Regions from separate parts of the Homo sapiens genome. Here region 2 is linked to region 1. The links are chromatin contacts, found by Hi-C or POLR2A ChIA-PET in ENCODE. All regions are on one chromosome and are shown on one strand. The core of a region is the stretch at or near the end of the contact, and the rest is flanking DNA. Distances in the headings are between cores, read along the strand shown. Region 1 holds the start of MICALL2 (MICAL like 2). Region 2 holds the start of LFNG (LFNG O-fucosylpeptide 3-beta-N-acetylglucosaminyltransferase).

Evidence for each region. Hi-C counts contacts between places; a loop is a spot of excess contacts on that map. ChIA-PET counts read pairs that join two places held with the same protein, here RNA polymerase II (POLR2A). Pooled maps may share reads with other maps.
Region 2: a loop to region 1 is called in a pooled map, with 8 times the contacts of the local background. The contact joins the promoter of LFNG here to the promoter of MICALL2 in region 1. A Hi-C loop is called at or near these places in 1 of 37 single-sample maps with no recorded cell type and 8 of 50 pooled maps. POLR2A ChIA-PET finds 5 or more read pairs at or near these places in 1 of 52 experiments (WTC11).

Annotation. Positions count from the first base shown.
Region 1 is chr7:1,454,816-1,462,703 of GRCh38, reverse strand. It overlaps MICALL2 (MICAL like 2), which reads left to right and starts at 3,234. Exons shown (of 17, transcript NM_182924.4): 1 at 3,234-3,520. The coding sequence starts at 3,378. It overlaps MICALL2-DT (MICALL2 divergent transcript), which reads right to left and starts at 2,785. Exons shown (of 2, transcript XR_001745046.2): 1 at 2,437-2,785. RefSeq lists enhancers at 1,477-1,771, 1,308-1,859, 1,860-2,411, 3,835-4,557, 4,558-5,280 and a silencer at 2,742-3,461.
Region 2 is chr7:2,518,524-2,523,904 of GRCh38, reverse strand. It overlaps LFNG (LFNG O-fucosylpeptide 3-beta-N-acetylglucosaminyltransferase), which reads right to left and starts at 4,131. Exons shown (of 8, transcript NM_001040167.2): 1 at 3,612-4,131. The coding sequence starts at 4,043. RefSeq lists enhancers at 416-928, 1,795-1,854, 1,895-2,024 and silencers at 3,956-4,065, 4,076-4,605.

The DNA.
Region 1 (7,888 bases), core at 1,985-4,484:
CTGCCTCAGCCTTGCAGGTAGCTGGGACTACAGGCATGTGCCACCATGCCCGGCTAATTTGGTATTTTTAGTAGAGACGGGGTTTCACCATGTTGGCCAGGCCGGTCTCAAACTCCTGACCTTGGGTGATCGTCTCAACTCAGCCTCCCAAAATGCTGGAATTACAGGCATGAGCCACCACCCCTGGCCCAGAGCCACTTTTAAAGGGTGGCTGTAAGTATCAAATGACAATGTAGGCATGGAAATTGGTGGGAGAAGTTGGAGTAGGGGCCTAGCCGGGCCCTGCTGCCTGCACCCCTTCCTCCCGCAGCCCCTGCACCTCCTCCCAGTCCCCTGCACCAGCGACACCAGCCTATCTTCGAGTCTTCCTTCCTGCCGCAGGGCCTTTACAACTCCTGTTCCCTTTGCCCTTTCCCCTTCCTCTCCAACAAAGTGATTCCTACTTAGCTTAGCCTCCAGGTCTCAGTTCTCGTGGTCCTTCCTAGGGAGGTTCTTGCTCTATCTTCTGTCTCCCTCTCTTCTCCTCTTTCTTTCTCCCCTCTCTTTCTCTCTCTGTCTCTTTCTCCCCTTTTTCTCTCTCTCTGTTAGTCCCAGGCTGAGGTCATCATCATTTCTAAAGGGCCTGAAGTCTGGGCCCCCATCTGAGTCCCCATCCTGGGGCCTGTTGAGCTCACACCGCTCTTACCTGTTCCCCACCCCTGGGTACATCATGCTGCATTTATTGCGTGCCTGGGTGGGTACATCATGCTGCATTTACTGCGTGCCTGGCCGTGGGGTAGCCCTTGGTGGAAGGGGACCATGATGTCACTTTGCAGATGAGGAAACTGAGCCCGAGAGAAGGCAGTTTCCCAGTGAGGCCAGAAGGCAGCGGGTTCCCCGGGTGGAGGCTCTGTGTTGGACGGGGGAGGCGTGTGCAGAGTCCACATGGCAGCCCTGGGGAGCACAGATGGGGACCCTGGGAGCCTTCGGTGGCTCCAAGGGGCTTCAGGGTGGGGGTCTTGGAGGATGAGGAGGAGGGGCGGGTGCTGGGGGCCGGTGCGGGCGCAAAGCTCTGGGGTCAGCGTGGCAGGGTGCGGCCGGGGAGATGCAGCGTGATAAGCCTGCGGAAAGTCTGATAAGCAACCTGGACTTTATTCGAAGGACAGCCTGGGAGGCTCCCGGCAGGGGAAGGGCTTGGTCAGGCCTTCTAGAAAGATCCCTCGGGCTGCTGGGGAGGGTGGACTGTGGTGGCTGGAGGGGCAGGAGGCAGCCCTGTGGGCAGAGGCGGGGGGACAGGTCGTCTGGATGGGAGGGTGGCAGCCGTGGGCAGTGGGGAGAAAGGACCATTTGTTTGGGGGTGTCCTGGCTCCTGGCTTCGGGGACCCTGGAGGGACATGGTGTGTGAGGTGCTGGTGGGCAAACGTCACAAATGCTGCCTCCCAGCTCACTGGTGCCAGAGGGGGGCCGCGCAGGATGGGCCACGGGGTGACCAGTGAGATGGCTTTTTAAGTGTGCAGTGGTAAAAGTTCACGATAAAAGTGAAACCCAGGCCACCTCCCACACCACTCCTTTTAAGGGAGCTGGGCCCTAACGCCTGTCCACCCCTGTGTCCCCCATCCCCCACTAATTCCCCCCGCCCACTGCCCCGCTGCTTCTGCTTCTTGATCTCTCCCTTCTTTTCCAGCTCTTCCGGTTCTCCTAACCGTTGCCCTGGGAGTCAAGAAAACCCGGTGCCAGGACCGGCTCCGGCTGTGCTGGCACGATATCCCCTGACATCCGCAGGTCAGGGACTGTGGCGGAGCAGCGGTTAGGGCCAGCCACATTCCCAGGCCACAAGGGCTCCCTGCCTAGCAGCTGCTTGCATGCCCCTGGTGACGGGGAGCTCACCACCTACACACAGGCCTCACTGACACTTAGGCAGCTGGCCATGAACACTACGGTGTCTCACCAGGGACCAGCCTCAGAAAAGATCTGGAACAGCACCATTGGCTGGGGTTGGAAGACCTCAGTTTCTCCTCCTCCCAAGGGGCACAGAGAAGCTGCCCTGACTCCCTGCCAGGGGCTACTGCGGGAAAACACCTTCCTTCCTGCAGGCCCTGCCCAGACAAGCCCTGGCCCCACAGCCAGGAGGGTAGGCCCCCCTCACATGGCTGGTGTCAGTGATTCCGCCCTCGTCCAGCCCCCGTGGCCACAGACAAGGTTCCCCAAGGATAACGGGGCCAGGGGCCAGTCTGGGATAATTTAGGGCCCCAGCAGAGGGACTTTCCTTATTTCTTCTGTCACAGCTCAAAGTGGAAAATTGGAACTACCCTGCAAGTCAGCCTGAGGAATCTCCTGCCCCAGGAACAGATCCTGCCCACAGGCCCCCAGAAGAAAAGCACAGGCCAGCTGTGCAACTCCGGCTCCACGGCCCCCTTCCTGGCCTCAGTTTCTCCTCTGGCAATGCCCAGGCCTCACCTCTGCCTTGCCTGGAACCCCCGCTGGCATGTAGCGGCCTGGAAAGAGAAACCAGATGCGGACGTCCTTTGAAACCCTGAAACACAAGGCGCCTCCTGCTCCCCGGGAGGCCGGGCTGCCGAGGGCTGAGGCCCTAGACAGGGCAGGGTGTTCGAGCCTCAGTGTCCCCGTTTGTCAACGGCCTTTCCTGCCTCTTCTCCATGGCGGTGGGGTGAGATGGTGGTGGGAGGTGGGGCGGCGAAAAAGAAAATTCCAGGTCTCCGCAGGGGTCCAGAATGGCAGGACCCCCAAGCAGACCGCGCCCCTTCACCGGTTGGGGGTCTCGGCCCTCAGCGGCGGGGCGGGGCCTGGGGAGGGGCCAGGCGGCGTGGGGCGGGGCCTGTCGGGCGGGACCTGACAGCGTGGGGGCGGGACTTACCAGGAGGCGGGACGTGCCTAGGGCGCGAGCCCGTACTGGGGCCGGGCGGCGTGGGGCGGGGCCTCTCGGGAGGCAAAACCTGGAGGCTGGGGGCGGGGCCTGTCCGGAGTCGGGGCCTGCCTGGAGCGGGAGCCTGTGCCGGGGCCAGGAGGCGTGGGAACGGGGCCTATCAGGAGGCAGGACCCGGCGGCTGGGGGCGGGGCCTGTCGGGAGGTGGGGCCTGCCTGGGCGGGAGCCTATGCCGGGGCTGGGAGGTGTGAGGACGGGGCCTATCCGGAGGCAGGACTTGGCGGCTGGGGGCGGGGCCTACAAGGAGGCGGGGCCGGCGGGGGCGGGGCCGGGCTCGGCTTCTCTTAGGGACCCGGCACTCGTCGCCCTCAGTCCGGCTCAGCTGGGGCTGGGCGCCGTGGGTCTGGCGGTTCCGTAGCGGTCCCAGCGTCTGTCCCGCCGGCCGGGCGGTCGCGGCACAGCCGCGGGAAGGTGTCGGAGGGCGGTTCCGCCGCGCGGCGGGCGCGCCGCCCACATGGCGGCCATCAGGGCGCTGCAACAGTGGTGCCGGCAGCAGTGCGAGGGCTACCGCGACGTGAATATCTGCAACATGACCACGTCGTTCCGCGACGGCCTGGCTTTCTGCGCCATCCTGCACCGCCACCGGCCCGACCTCATGTAAGTCCTGCCTGGCGCCCTTTGATTCTTCTGCTGTTCGGCTGCGCGCTGACACGGGCGGGGAAACTGAGGCCCGGGCGGCTGGGGGATGGGGAGCCGAGGCGTGGGACTGGGCAGGCACAGCCCACCGTGCAGCCCCCCGAGGCTGTCCTCAGTGGCCTCAGTGTGCCCGGACACCGAATGCAGCTGGGCCAGAGCCATGGCATCCCCCGCCCGCCGGCTGAGTCAGACGTGACTCAGGGCGGCTCCTGGGCCCTGGCTTCAGTCCAGTCCCCCTCTGTGTCCCTGGGAAAGGCCAGCAGAGCTGCCTCTTTGGGCCCTCCGAGGCTCTCACTGCCCAGGGGCCTGGCCACCAGATGGGGTCCCTGGATAGCCCTCGTATGGGCACTGACCCTCCCCCAGCCTGTTCAGGCCCCTGGGGGGATGTGGCCAGGGCCACTGTGGGGGAGCGGCCAGTGCAGGGCAGGAAGCCCCCAGACCCCAGGTGCTGCTGCCAGCCGGGCCTCTGAGGCCCCGGGTGATAGGGCCCGAGATGGAGAACAGCCCCCATCTCTGGGAGCAGCAGGAGGTGGCAGGGGTTGAGGACTAGGCTGTCTCTCCCCAGGAGGGTCTTGGCGTGTGTAGCTGGGCAGCTGGCCCTGCCCGTTGCTGAATCTTGGCCCGAGCCTGGACCTGCTCCATTGTTTATTCACTCAGCAAACGCTCTTTGGCTAAATGACTGGGACCAGGCTTGCTGGGACAGAGATCTGTGTGTCGGGGCTGGGGGCCAGACGCTCAGGAAGGGGGGCCCTCAACGGCCACCTGCAGCCCAGGCACCTTCTGGGCAAAGCGTTCTCCTGAGTGTGTTTTTGGTGGGAAGGTCTCGGGGTTGGGAGGAGCCACAGGCAGCACCTGGGGCCTCTGTCAGGCCGCAGCTGTGCAGACCAGAGAACCGAGGCTAAGAGGAGGGGTCCTTGCTCAGGTCACACAGCCCCAGCCCGTTGCGCAGATCCGGGGCTCCTCCCCTGTGCCCCTGGACACTGTCCTGCCAGTCCCACTCTCTGCAGGAAGCTGGGGTCTTGAGCAACAGCCTCGGCCCCTGCTCTGAGGTTGTGACATGCATTCGTGGAGCCACCAGGGGCTTCCATTTGGCGTTTGGGCAGCAGCCGCTCTCCCTCGCCAGGAACGTGCCTCTGTTGCCCTTGCAGGCAGAAGATGCTGGGCACAAGGTGCGTGCTTCCACATGGAAAGCCTGACGCTGAGCTTTGAAGGAGAGGGCCAGGGACCTGGAGACTGGGAGAAGGACCCGGAATGGGGAGGAAGGCAGGCGAGACCCCACCCCCGGGGCTGCAGGGTCCTGGATGAGGCTGGCTGGTGGCTGAGCCCAGGCATCCAAGCTGGGGCCAGCCCGAAAAGCCTCTGGGGTGGGGAGAGGCGTTGCCACCGGCTGCTGGCCACCAGCTTCATGGATCACTGGTGTCGCCGGAGATTTGGGGCCCTCTGGTCCTGGGGAGCTTCTCTGTACTCCCTGCCGGCTCAGACGTGCCTGTGGGCAGTGCCCAGGGTGAGCACAGGTGCATGTGCATGCACTGGCACGGTGGTCGCTGTGTATCTCCTCAGTGCACTGACAGTTATTGAGTACCTGCTGTGTACCCAGCACTGAGTCCTGTGCCAGTTCCCCTCAGCCTCCAGATGCAGGGAGCAATGTTCCGGTCACAGAGACAGACAGGGAACAGGTAAATGAATAAAAGCCCAGGGTGGCTCCAGAGAGTGCAGAGGCCAGAACAGGAAGGAGGCGGGAGAGAGAGGAGGCCCTCTGCCCCCAGCTCCGGTGGGTGTGGAGTTACCCAAGCTGTGGCTGACTTGGTTCTGTCCCCACTGGACTGTCAGCTCCAGAGGGTGGGGGCTCTGTTTTGTTCACTGCTGCACCCCTGGTGCCTGGAACTGGGCTCGGTAGATACCAGCACATGGTTGGAGTTCTGCAGATAAGGGCCTTTCAGTTGGGGTTCAGTAGATATGGTAGGAGCTTAGTAGGTGCCCACGTGCAGAAGGACAGAGGAGAAGGCCATGTGCCCTTGGAGGCAGAGATCAGAGAGGTGCAGCCACAAGCCAAGGGTGTCCTGGGCTGGAAGAGGCAGGAAGGACCCTCCCCGAGAACCTCCTTAGGCAGCAAGGCCCAGCCCACACCTTGATGTCGGAGTCCGGCCTCCAGAGCCGTGAGAAAACAAATTCCTGGTGTTTTAAGCCCCAGAGTTTGTGGCAATTTGTTACGGCAGTAGGAAGAAGCTAGTACAGGCTTCCATGGGTGTTGGGGCGTGGGGGCCTCTGTAGACCCTGGCTGATGGAAAACCCGGAGTGTCATGGGGGTCGGGTGTGCACCAGGGTGTGGGGACATGCGCTTGTATGGGTGCCTGGGCCCTTTGCTTTTATTCCAGAGTTGGAGTCTCGCTCTGTCGCCCAGGCTGGAGTGCAGTGGCACCGTCTTAGCTCACTGCATTCTTGAACACCTGGACTCAAGCAATCCTCCCACCTCAACCTCCCGAGTAGCTGGGACCATGCCTGGCTAATTTTCTTATTTTTAATTTAATTTTATCTATTTATTTATTTATTTATTTATTTGAGACAGAGTCTAGCTCTGTCGCCCAGGCTGGAGTGCAGTGGTGCGATCTCAGCTCACTGCAACCTCCGCCTCCCAGGTTCAAGTGATCCTCCTGCCTCAGCCTCCCAAGTAGCTGGGGTTAAAGGGGTGCACCCCCACACCCAGCCGATTTTCATATTTTTTCTAGAGACGGGGTTTTGCCATGTTGGCCAGGCTGGTGTGTAACTCCTGACCTCAAGTGATCCATCTGCCCTCTTCAGCCTCCCAAAGTTCTGGGGTTATGGGCGCGAGCCACTGCGTCTGGCCTGTGTCTGGCTACTTTCACTCAGCATATTGTTTCTTTTTTAAATTGAGATGGGTTCTGGCTATATTGCCCAGGCTGGTCTTGAACTCCTGGCCTCAAGTAATCCTCCTGCCTCAGCCTCCCGAAGCGCTGGGATTACAGATGTGAGCCGCCGCGCCTGGCCCCTGGCTCTTTGGACGTGCCTGCCTCTGTGCCTTCATCACCCCCATCCCGTGCCCTCAGCCTCTGCTCCCTGCCGTACCTCTGGATGAGGTGGTGGCTGGGGTGGAGGTCTCCTCATGCAGCCCTTGGCTGTCCCTCCTGTCCCCAGTAGTCTTCAGGAAGGGAGGAAACGCGTGTGAGGGACAGGCACAGACCGGTTGTCCTCTCAGGGCAGCTCTGAGGTCAGACTCTGTGTGAGGCCCCGCCCTTGCCACCTCATTCCCCTCTCCTTCCAGTGAAGACCCCTTGACAGCAGAAGGGTGGACGTCCTGTCTCCCTGTCTGTAGCTCTGCCACCAGGAAGTCCTTCCCTTTGTCTGGCCTTAGTCCTTCCTGCTGCACGCAGAGAGCACTTCCGCTTGGCCCTCAGGGAGAGCAGCTGTGAAGGAACCAGCTCGGGCGCCAGGCCAGCCAGGTGGGGCACCCGGGCTCCTGGTTCTGCCTCTGCCCCACCGACCCCGGGTGGAGGGGGCGGGGATCCGGACATTCCTGTGTACCATGTTCCGGCTCCTTGAGCCACGTGTGACCACACTGGGGAGCCCCACAGGTACAGAGAGGTGTCCGTGAATCTCCGCTTTACGGCCAGGAAACAGGATCGCCCAGCCACGCCCACCAGGAGGTGGCAGGGTGGGCGGGTCCCCTGCCTGGTCAGCCTGCCTGTGCCCGCCTGCCCTGTCTCACCTGCGGCTGTGGGTTCTCTGCAGCCAGGCCTCAGGGCGCCTGCCCCCGGGCGCTGTTTCCATACTGGTGTCACAGGGCAGCTGGGCAGCCAGGTGAGCTCAGAAACCACCCAGAACAAACAGCCCCACCTCCCGCCTCACCTCCCTCAGCCAGTCAGCCTGTCGGGGCTGGAGCAGCTCTGCCATGGGCTGGCTCCTTTCATTCCTGGGCCCAAGCAGGTCTCCAGGCACAGCCCTCGGGCAGATGGGGCAGGGGGCACAGCGTGTCTGGGCTGGGAGGGAGCAGGGCTGGAGGGAGGGCAGGCGTTGTGCGTGGCGCAGGAAGCCGTCCAGCAGGTGGGAGAACATTGCGGCCTCCTTCTTGGGGTTCGTGGCTGGGGGCATTTGTCGGATTTGTGGCCAGGCCTTGGGAGGGTGTCGTGAAGTTGGGTCTCTGCTGCACCCTCAGTTCCAAGGCAGGGTCCCTTAAGTTTTCCTGGTCCCTGCAGCTCTGGAGGCGGGCTCAGGGCTGGGCCAGGAAGTGGGGGTGGCTGGGGCGGCCGCTGTGCAGTGCATGGAGCCCTCCAGCAGTGGCTCCCAAGGGTGGCGGGGCTCCCCGAGACACCA
Region 2 (5,381 bases), core at 2,882-5,381, 1.1 Mb before region 1:
TGCAGGACAAGCTACCCACTCTGAGCCAAAGCAGCCCTGAAGTTCTGCAAAGTTGCCAACGGTCAGCAGGGTTGTGGCAGGAAACCTCAGGTGTCCCCAGCCCCCAGGTCAGGGGCCCCCAGTACCCATGCAGCCCAGCACCCCTCCCACTGCTCAGGCAAGGAAACCCAGGCTTGCCCAAGGCCACAGCCCACCTGTGCCAGCACGCGGCCGCCCCCTGCCAGGAGCGCTCTGCGGAAGAGGAGGGGGCCGCCAGGGCGGGGCCAGGAGTCGCCGGCGCCCGCCTGGGCCTGCCGGCACACGGGGAGGAATGTTCCTTCCTCTGCCCGGCCCGCCCAGCGCGTGCCGCCCGGCGCACCCTGGCATGGCTGAGTGCAAAACCCAGGGTGTACGGGCAATGCTCTGACCAAGGGACAACCCCCTGATGCCCACCCAGCCTCAGTTTCCTTCCCTGTACACACAGGTCCCGCAGAGGCCCTGGAACACCTTGGTAGTCTCAGATCCTTATCCAGCCTGACCCAGCCCTGGGCACATGCTCACTAGGGTGAGGCCCAGAGCTAAGGGGGTGGCAGGCTGGGTCTCCGCCTCTCCATGCATGCACCCCTCCTGCAGCACCCATAGACACCCCAGGGCAGCCACACGCACAGACTCGCACCCAGCCCCTTGGCCTCCCCAGAATCTCAGCCCAGGAATGCCGTGGGAGGCGGAGGGCCAGCCCCTGCAGACGCTCCACTGCGCCGCTGGGTTAAAAGGAAAATGCTTTCTTAATGAGATCAAGGGAGGCCTGTTCTCCCGAGATTTGGTGGTGCCCTAAAAACCCAGCCCAAGGCTACGGAGATTAAAGTCACCTTTGTTCAGCTCAGGGAGCAGGGAGGCCTCTAGAACAGCATCTGAGAAGGCGGGGCTATGGGGTGCGGGGGTGCCGGTCGAACTGTCTCCCGACACCTGAGCCACCAGGAGGGGAGGAAAAAGGCGCTGCTGGGCTATAGGCCTCACCTGCCGCTCAGAGCCTCAGTCTCGTCTTCAGTAAAATGGGCATAACAGAGCTCCCCTGGGCAGAGAACAAAGTGCAAAGACAGATTCTCTCCCTTCCTCTCCCTGACAGCCCTCGGAGGTGGGTGCCATTACCAGCTGAGGCCCAAGTGGGGAAACTGAGGCCCAGAGAGGTGCAGGCACCAGCCTGAGGTCATACCCTGGGGCCGAGGCGGTGCTAGACCAGCCCAGTCCCTGCCTTCTAGGGACCCAGACCCCCCAGTGCCACCTAACTTTCCAGACGAAGACGGGGCTGCAGGAGGAAGAGCCGGGTGGATGAGGGTGGACGGGGGCGGGGGCCGGGGGACACCCACAGGAAGCAGCATTGTTCCTGGAGCCGCGATTCAAAGAAACACAGGATGCCAAGTTCTCCCCAGCAATTGTGGCCGCTGTGGTGGCAGCGCGGCAGCCTGGCTGCTCCTGGGAGGGGCGGGGAACCTCTGGGCCAAAGGCCAGGCTCTTCATCCTGGACTCCAGGCCCATCTCAGCGCGGCCCCTGCTGACCAACCGACCCTCCCCCCAGCCACCACTCCAGTTGCTAGAAGTTTCCTGCACAACCCCCATGCTGTGGTCATCACCATGCCCGGATGGAGTGCCCTTTCTGGGCACTTTTTTACTCTTAGTCTAGCTCAAATGGCGCCTCCTCCAGGAAGTCTTCCCTCCTCCCTCCCTTCCCCCAGCATGTGGGTCAGATGCCCACTGTTGCCTCACACAGCCTCTCGGGGTTTTCCCCCCGCACAGCCCTGACATCTTTCTATCTCCCCCATCAGACCATGTCTGAGTCATTCCGTGCAGGGCTGGGAGAGGGGGGCCCTCTTCTGTGGGTTTCCAGGACCCCTGCCCATCACCCACCACAAGGGGGTCTTTGCTTGCTGTGTGCTGGTGAACTGATGCTGAGGGCAGATTCAACCTGTCCCCTGGTGGGGTGACCCTCCAGTAGGGACCTCAGGGCTCAAGGGAGTGATGGCCCCCACCTCGACCCTGAGTGCCCGCCGGGTTCACCCCATGCCTGCAGGCTTTGCCAGTCTCTTACAACGTGCTCCTGGAAGGACCATGTTCCCCCATTTCAGAGATCAGAGTGAGGGTCTGAGAGGCCCCAGGTCTTGCTCAGGATCACACAGCCCAGCCCTCTGACCACATCCCCTCTGTTGGAGAAAGGCCCCAAATTCCAAGATGAGAGGTGCTCAGAGCTGGTGGTAGCCCAGAGTGGGGCTGAAGGATGCCCAAGATCACATAGCAGTAAGGCTTGAGTGCTGGGGGTGGGGGGGCCAGGCTCAGGGATGGTGCCCCAAAAGGACTGTCAGTAAGAGATGCTGGGGGGGCCCGCTGGTCCCCTCATCGCCAGGCAACCTGAGTGGCCAGCACGCCAGCAGCGGTTCCCACGGAGCGCGTAGCTGCACACAAGGGGCCCGACGCCTTTCTCGCTGGAGAAAGGGGCTTTGTTACCTTGCCCAAGGGGCCGGCGTGAGAGCCGCCCGGCGCTGGGAATCCTAACGGCCCGGCCGCCAAACAAAACCCACGGCCCCCGCCGCCCCCTCCCGCCAGCCCGCTGAGCCCCTGGGAATGGGACGCTGTGTTCCCAGGAGGCTGCCATGGGGTTCCCAGGGCCCCTTCCCCACGCCAGGACCAGGGAGGACCCTGCCCCTCCCCGTCGCCCTCATGACCTCACCAAGCCCTGCTCCCACCCACCCACAGTGCCCCAAAACAGGACAGCGCCAGGTCAGAAGGCCCTGGGTCTCCGGGGTTTGAGCAGGGAGGAAGGCGTGCAGGGTCTTCCCTGAGCCCCCACCCTCACAGCAAATGCCTCTGCATCTCCCAGCCCAGAGACACCCCCCCAGTCCCCGACTGCAAGCCCCACACACTGTCCCCATCCCGCCCCAGCCCAACCGTCCTGCTGTGGCCTCGAGGGAAATGTTCAAAGTGGGGTGTGTCTTAATTATGTGTGTGTAAGAAGCTGATGCCCAACTGAAGTGGGCTGTGCCCAAGGTTGCAGGCCTCAGAGACTACTGCACTGTGCGGGGAGGGTCCCCACACAGACCCCAAAACCTGGAGTTCTTTGAGATGTACTCCCCAGGACCCACCAACCAGCAATGACTTCCCTCCCTCCCCGTACCTTAACACTGTGATGAGGAAAGGGCCCAGAGGTCAGAACCCCTCACTTCTCTAAAGGAAGAGCCTTTCTCCCCAGGAAGGGGTCTGAGCTGAGGGTGGGTCCGAACAGAATTTGCTTGTGGAAGTTTGAGGACATAATGCCCTATGAATGCGCTCCAATGTTTACGGGGTGAGAAGTATCACAGGGCACCAACCCCAAGCACTGGAGACTGGTGTAGGGTCCTGCAGCCATCCAGGACTCTGGAGCTGGACAGGAGGCGGGGCCCCGGGGACAGTAACACAACTGTAACGGGAGAGTGGCCCCAGCAGGCAAACTGGGTGCACCGGGGTGCACTGGCGTCGCCCACAGATGGCCCTAGTGGCTGGATGGGGATGCAGCCTGACTCCCATGGGACACTGCCACCAGCTGGACCAGATGGTGGGTCCCCGCCCCGCTCGCCCGCCAGTCCAGGCCGCGGGGGGCTCACCATCTCCTTGTGGCGCGAGATCCAGGTCTCCAGCAGCAGGTCGAGGCGCGCGCGGTGGAACTTTTTGGTGGTCTTGACAGCGATGAAGACGTCTCGGGGCGCGAGCGGCTCGGCCAGGGGGCGCGGGTGGCCGTCGGCGGGGCGGGGGGCAGCCCCGGGCGGCGGGCCCGCATCTCTGCGCGCGCGGGTGAGCAGGCTGAAGTACTCGGACAGACTGTGCACGTCGCGGACCAGCGCCCCGGGCGCCGCCGCCGCCGCCCCCAGCCCGGGCGCCGGGGCAGCCCCCGCGGGGCCCGCCAGGCTGCGCAGCGCGCGCCGGCCGCGCTCGGCGGGCAGTGGAGGCGGCGGCGGGTCGGCGGTGAGCACCAGCAGGCAGGCGAGCAGCGCGCCCGCCAGCGCCAGCAGCAGGCGCCGGCCGCAGCGCTTGAGCATGGTGGGGTGGCGGCCGCGCGGCGCGCCCTTCCCCGTGCGCCTGCCTTGCACCGACCCGAAGCCCGTCGCTCCGGCGGCGCAGTCCAGCAGCGCAGCACCAGTGTCCCGCGCTCTTAAACCTCCCCGCCCCGGTCCCGCCCCCGTGCGCTCATTGGCTCCCGGGCTCGGGGGCGGGGCCTCGCGCCGGTCGCCGCTCCACGCCCGCAGACCCACGTGGGGCCGCGGCTGGGGGCTGGGAACTGCCCAGAGGGCGCAGCGGCCCCGCCCCCGGCGCGCACGTGCACGCCCCGCACCCCCCCCGCCCCGGGTAGCCCCTGCGGGCCGCCGAGGGGCTTGGGGACGGGCCCGGCCCGCGCCGGTGTCCCTGAAGAGGAAACCCAGCCTGGCCAGCGCCGTCCGGGGATGCACCGGGCGTCCCGGCACGGGAGGGGCGCGCCCTCGGCGCAGCGGGCAGGGTGCTGAGACCCGGGCTCTGGGCTCCGACGCACCGCGGGGGACATCCTACTTCCTCGCTGTGCGCTTCCCCTCCTGAGCACGGCTTCCTCCCCTTGGGACGCGGCAGGCCTTGCAAACTGGGGTGGCGCCTGGGTCTTCCCGAGCGCTCGGTTCAGGGGAGCCGTTATTTGTACAGAGCAAGAGCTTGGCCACCTGTGCCGCAGGTGGGGACACGAGGTTCTAACGAGAAAGCACCAGAACCAAATTCCACTCCTTCCTCCCTGGCTGATTTCCTCGATCCTGGCCCTCCGTCGGGAGGGTTGGCTCCCCGAAATCCTCAGGCGCCCCATGGCGAGGAGAAACGAAGGCCGCCACTTCCCTCGCCGGATGAAAGGCCGCCTTCTGTCCCATTTGGTCTCCTTGCGCTCGGGCCAGATGCGGCCCAGCTGTGCGCCCTCCCCACCCCGCCTCCCCGGCACACGGCCCCCATCCCCGGCCCTTCCCACGGGCCCGGGCCCGCCCCTCGCACGAGCGGGGGCGGCAGGAATGCGCGCCGGCAGCCGAGGGTGAGGGGCGAGGGGCCCGGAAGTGGCCAAGGGTCGCCTGAGCAGGGTGTGAGCCCCCTGCCCGCCACGTCCTCCGGAAGCGTGGACGGAGGCGGCTCTGCCCGTGGCTGCGCTGTCTTCCCGTGCCCTCCTAAGCAGGGTCTCTGCGACCACCACGACCACCACCGCCACCACCGTGGCTAAACTGCCCCCCTCGGAGTTATGTTCACGCCTGAGATGGCATTTTAAATTCTTTAAGTGCCCTTGGAGCCCCTCTCCTTACCTCTACCTGAATGTCAGCCGCAAGACAGCAGCGACCTGGTGTCATTCAGACCTGGAACAGGTTTTGGGACATAGT